Regions from separate parts of the Homo sapiens genome. Here region 1 is linked to region 2. Evidence: chromatin loops called from intact Hi-C (ENCODE). Cell type or tissue: ascending aorta. All regions are shown on one strand. Each heading gives the region's core, and the rest is flanking DNA. Links, peaks and the distances in the headings are about the cores only.

Region 1 (2,926 bases), core at 333-2,832, 240 kb before region 2:
TGCATTGCACAAAATAGCTGCTTGATATTATTTATGGATCGAATGAACTTCTGAAAATTCTTGATGTAGATAATTTTCATTTTAACTGAATGGATGGCTGCCATCATTTTTACTTTGTAATTGAATTCAAACATTTCCTAGAGTGTCAACTATGAAAAAAGATAGCCATTTCAAATACCTAGAAATTTCATAGTAAATTGAAGCTTCCTAATGATTTCACAGTGTGAAGAAGAGAACTCATCCTAAATATCCTATATTCTGATTCTTGATGTGTAACAAAATGTAGCCAGTATTTCCATTCTTAACATTCCATTCTTAACATTAATTCTCCAGAGCAATCATTTGTGTAATGGAATAATTTGTGTTGTATTTTTAAAAAAGAATTAGCCGATGTTTGTCCAAGGAACCTAAGGGGATTATCAGGTTTTTGGTATTTATCAAAATCTGTTACTTTATATGATGGTTACAACTACAAGGAATTATCTCATTTTTTTTCTTTGCACGAATGCAGTGAAAACACTCATAGGATGTTTTGGAGTTAAGGTGACACACATTACGTGAAAGGCCTGATTTTATGAATACTGCATCTTACAGCAAAAATAAGAATTCACTGCTACAGAAAAGGAGCAAATTAAAAATTCTAGTTTAGTTAGCCAGAGATTTCTCAGGCTGTAAGTGATCTCCTTCATTTTGTAGATGAGGAATTTGAGGCCTAGAGAAGTTGGTGCTAGTCAAAAGATCAAACCGTTGCATGTTTTGTGGAAAGGACAATATTGGAGGCTTGCTTTTAAACATAGCTGTCTTCATCTCGTGAACGTGTGCTGTAAACCCGATGACCCTTGAGGGCCTTGCAACTTTTGAAACATTTTAAATCCGGTTCTCCCACTCTAAATATAGCGTTCTTATAGTTTCATACTGACTCTCTGTAGACTATTTCTGTCTGGAGAAAAGGATGGGTAGGTGGATGGAAGCTGTCACTACAATACTAGTACAAAAGTTAGATTTAAATTCATGTTTCTTTGCACACGGTAATCTACATAAAAAAGTTTTTACTTCATATGTAGATGAATAAAAGTGCCAAGTTATATTAATTCTCTGATAAAATAGTTTTGTAATTCCAAAGCTACTGGGAAAAGTCCAACAGACACATATTTTTTAAATTTCTAAAAGCAAAACTAGCACTGGAAAAAATAACTTGGTCCAGAAATATTGGTTTGTATTGCTTGGAATTGTAAGCATTGTGTTGTTTTAAGGTCCTTTTTACCCTTCAGGATAGAGCCATGGCTTTCACTGGATTCCCAGAGGCACCAATGTCACAGAAATGAGTCACTAGTTTTCTCAGCTCTTGAAATACGTATCTGAAGACCAGTGAAAATCTGACTTGTCAAGACTATGATTCTAATTACTAGGGTTTCTTGAGCTCACTGTTTTTGCTATTAAATATTTTCTTCCTTCCTCCAGAAATTCTGTGTTTGAGGATTTTATGTATCCCTTGTGAAATAATCCCCAGATAATGAAAATTCAACAATACAAAGTGATGCAGAGACAATGATCCTTGACAACAGTAGTATAGATATCTGCTCATTAAAAAAAAAAATCAAAGGCCTTATTTTAGTCTATATCTAGTTATTTTTTTCTACTTTTCAATGTTTCTCCCTATCTTTCTAGAATTAGTTCTCCAGTTGTCTTTTTCCTTTTACCTTATGTTGTTTTATCTTCAAAGACAGAGTGATGGAGCTTAGTAAGGATGCTATGATTTGAAGAACACAGATGCCTCTAACTTATGGAAGAGGAAGCCAAATGCTGTTCCACATTCAGATAAACAGATGAATGGATGCAAAAGTTTCTCCCTATAAGATGTGTTTGTAGTTCTGATGCATAAGAACTTTTCCAGCATGCTAAGGGGGTTGAAAGGTACTGTATTAGTTTGTTTTCACACTGCTGATAAAGACATACCCGAGACTGAGCAATTTACAAAAGAAAGAGGTTTATTGGACTTATGGTTCAACATGGCTGGGAGGCCACACAATCGTGGAGGAAGGCAAGGAGGAGCAAGTCACATCTTACATGGATGGCGGCAGGCAAAGAGAGAGCTTGTGCAGAGAAACTCCTGTTTTTAAATCAGATCTCATGAGACCCATTTGCTATCATGAGAACAGCACGGGCAAGACCCTCCCCCATGATTCAGTCATCTCCCATGGGGTCCCTTCCGCAACACATGGGAATTATGGGAGCTGCAAGATGAGATTTAGATGGGAACATAGAGCCAAACTATGTCAGGTAGGAAGGCAGGATTCAGGAAAATAAAATTCTCTGTCTGATTAAAGAGTTCACTAAATCACGCCTGTAATCTCAGCACTTTGGGAGGCCGAGGTGGGCAGATCATGAGGTCAGGAGATCGAGACCATCCTGGCTAACACGGTGAAACCCCATCTCTACTAAAAATACAAAAAATTAGCCAGGCGTGGTGGCAGGCGCCTGTAGTCCCAGCTACTCGGGAGGCTGAGGCAGGAGAATGGCATGAACCTGGGAGGCGGAGCTTGCAGTGAGCTGAGATCACGCCACTGCACTCCAGCCTGGGCAACAGAGCAAGACTCCATCTCAAAAAAAAAAAAAAAAAAGATTTCACTAAATAGTTGCATATTCAAATACAAGTCACTTAACTCACCCCCTCCCAAATTTTAAGTCATGCTTCAGTGTATTATGTGTTTATTACAAGTTCATACGGTGCTTAAATCCTAGTCTTCAATCTAGTAACCTCACTATGGGTAATCCTTAGTGTACTATTCTTGTGGATCCTTTCCTTTGTTTTTCTTGCCTACTTAAGTGTAGGGTTACTTTCTAGATCATACCATGGAGTAGTACAATGGGGAATGTCTTAAAAATCAAATACTTAAGTGCAAAACACAAAATAAGGTGTAATTCA
Region 2 (2,926 bases), core at 160-2,659:
AATAGAATACAGAAGAAGTATTGATGTGTTGCTACTGAGATTAAGTTATAAAAAGACTGCTGCTTCCATCTGGGATGTTAGAAGGTTGGGATTAGTTGAGATGGAAAGAGGAATTAAAATGATGCCCAGATTTTTGGACTAAATAACAATCAGTGTGGTGTGATCTAACAGGCAGAAAATTGGAAAAGAAAAAGCTTAAAGAGGAAAAGTTTCTTAATCATGATTTTGAATTTAGACGTTAAGTTTGGAATACCTCTGTGATATCTGAATCAAAATGTCTAGTAAGCAGGTCAGGTTTACATCTGGACCTCAGAAAAGAAGTTTGGGCTTGAATATAAATTTGGGAGTTTACAGCAGGTTGATGTTTAACCATGGGGTAGCATGTGGTCATGAAATAGGTGGAGCAAAAATAAGGGCCCAGGATTTTACCTTAGTAATACCAACCCATAGAGGCTGTATTGAGGAAGAAGAGCAAGTTAGTAAAACAAAAGAGAGTAAGAAACTATCGCCAGAGAAGTTGGAGGAATCCAGGTGTGTGCATTCTTGTGAGAAGAAGGGGAAGGAAGTTCCCAAAGAGAGAGAGATCAAATTGGTTAAATGCTGCTGAGAGGGTGAGGGGGTCTAGATATGGGAAGTATCCATCTGATTTGGCCAGATAGTGACCTTAACAGCAGTAATTCGTATTGCAGACTTAAGGGTTGATATGAGCACAAAAAAAAAGGGTTATAGACAACATTTCACATGACAAGTCCTTAGGAGAGCTCTGCATCTATTAATTTCAGTTTGATTTAATTTCACTTACAGAATCCCTATTTCAGAAAATGAAAGCATAATGTATTCAAACTACTAACGCTATATTTAAAGTAGCTTTGCAAATTTCTTCCCAAAATTTCTATTCCTCTTTCTTGCCAGGTTATTGAAAGATAAGAAAATGAATACAATCAACTCTCCCTACTCCTTAACTAGCAACAATTACTAGTGGCACATGCAGTATGAAAATGGTTCTGTGTGTGATTGAATACAATAACGGAATCTTCTAGCATCATCTATAAATAGTGCAGTACAGTTGTAGTGACGATACTGGCTAAATAAAGGCTCAGAAATGTGTAATGCTAATGTCATGGCTACCTGGAAAATAATTTTCCCCTTTTGCAAAATATATCACCTCAGGAAAGAGAATCCTTCAGGGTAGTCCCCCAGAAGCTCAGCAGCACCAAATTATGCTAGGAAAACTATGCTGCACGACTGAATCAGTATGACGTGTCAATTTATTCATAGCCTATTTTTAAAACAATCACTTAGAGCTGATGCAAGATTAATAAATATGGTCTATGCATAACTCTGATGCTCTCAGGAGATTTAATTTAATAAAAATATACACCCAGAGATAAAACTTATTTTTATAACGTCCTGGTCATCACCAGGATTAGGAAAGCAAACCAGCTATGTTTCTGGCCCTTTCTCAAAGCCTGGGTGTGTGGCTTACGGACCAGACTAGAGGTTCCTCTAAGTTAGCCCAGGGCAGTGGCTGGATTGAACTGTGTTGACTAGGGAAAGTCCTGGTAATTTTGAGCTGTGATTTACACAGGCTTTTATGTGTTATTACAATATGTACCCAGGAAGAAATTTTCTGTGGTTTTCTGTCTTCATCAGTGAAGTAACTTTTAGATGTTTCTTTGGCAATAGCCTAATGAAACAGTTGTTGGTTGTATCTTTCCAGATTAGGAAATACTTGGGGACTGCAATAAACTGATATGATTTTTAGGCACTATTTGTTCCCTCACATTTTCTTTTTAAAAAATATTTTTCTGATTACAGTTGTTTATTGTAAAATAATAAGAAGAAAAGAACCATAAAAGGTTAAGAACAACAAAAACAAAAACAACGATCATTTCTCAGTAGTGCCAAGACTTAGGAAACAAATATTATTACCATGTTTGTGCATTTATTTCTCATCTTCTTTCATATTACATATATACATAGAAAATGTGTTAAATGGGATTTTATGTACATTGCACATTTTTATACATTTTACTATAATTGGTTATTATACATTTTCTTCCAATATATAGGTATACTCTAATCTGTGTAATCACCTACTTTAGTTACTTCCAATTTCTAATCATTAGGAAGAAAATGTCAACATCTCATCCATTCTTTTCATATGCAATCCTCAAACTATGGCATTCAGGTGAAAATAGAAATGGAGTTACTGAATCAAAGTCTGTGAATATTTATGAGTTTCTTGATCTGTGTTTCCAAATTTCCTTTCAGATATTTTCAACAATGTACATTATATCATGACATTGTTATTTTTGAACTATGATAAATTGACAGGAAAAAAATTATCTTGTGTTATTTTGTGTTAGTGTCAGATTTAACCTTTTGTAGTATGCATATTCACCATTAATACTTCTTTTTCAAATTGTGTGATTTTGTTCTTAGTCATTTTTCACCTAGAATAGCTTTTTCTTATTTAATTTATAAAATCACTATATATTAAGAACTTTTAGTATTACATACACTGCCTACCTTTTCCTCATTTGTTCCATTTGCTTTTTATGATTGAAAGAAGGAAGATTTTAACTTTTATGAAGCCTAATTTACCAGAGATTTTCTGTATGCCCTCTCGCTAGCCTCTGCTTATATGTTCATAAAAGGTCTCTGGATCTCAAGAAAAGATAATCACCTATATCTTCTTCTAGACCATCTAAAAGTTTGTTATATCTACATTAATTGTTTCAATTGATTTTTTAGCATATGATGAAAGTTTGAAACATGACATCATTTTTTAAAAGTATCAATTGTTCCAATACCATGTATTGAGTAATATTTTATAATGTTCATCCCCATTGATGGGATATTCAAATCCCACCTTTTTAGTACATTCTATTTTTCAAGAAAATAAGGTGGGGCAAGGAAAGGC

Evidence for each region. Peaks named below come from ENCODE experiments on the same cell type or tissue, not always from the same donor. Only the 100,000 strongest peaks of a DNase experiment are listed, where the experiment ranks them.
Region 1: it touches region 2 in a loop (5-fold over the local background); 2 of 110 quality-filtered maps call a loop at or near these places.

The regions. Positions count from the first base shown.
Region 1 is chr9:110,896,483-110,899,408 of GRCh38, reverse strand. All of the region lies in intron 5 of LPAR1 (lysophosphatidic acid receptor 1), which reads left to right. Among named protein-coding and RNA genes, the nearest start is that of LPAR1, 140 kb to the left of the region's middle. In ascending aorta, for the core only: no CTCF peak of the experiment used is centred there; a DNase peak (open chromatin) is centred at 1,307; H3K27ac peaks cover 2,500 bases.
Region 2 is chr9:110,654,578-110,657,503 of GRCh38, reverse strand. No RefSeq gene overlaps it. Among named protein-coding and RNA genes, the nearest start is that of MUSK, 13 kb to the left of the region's middle. In ascending aorta, for the core only: no CTCF peak of the experiment used is centred there; a DNase peak (open chromatin) is centred at 1,503; H3K4me3 peaks cover 453 bases; H3K27ac peaks cover 2,055 bases.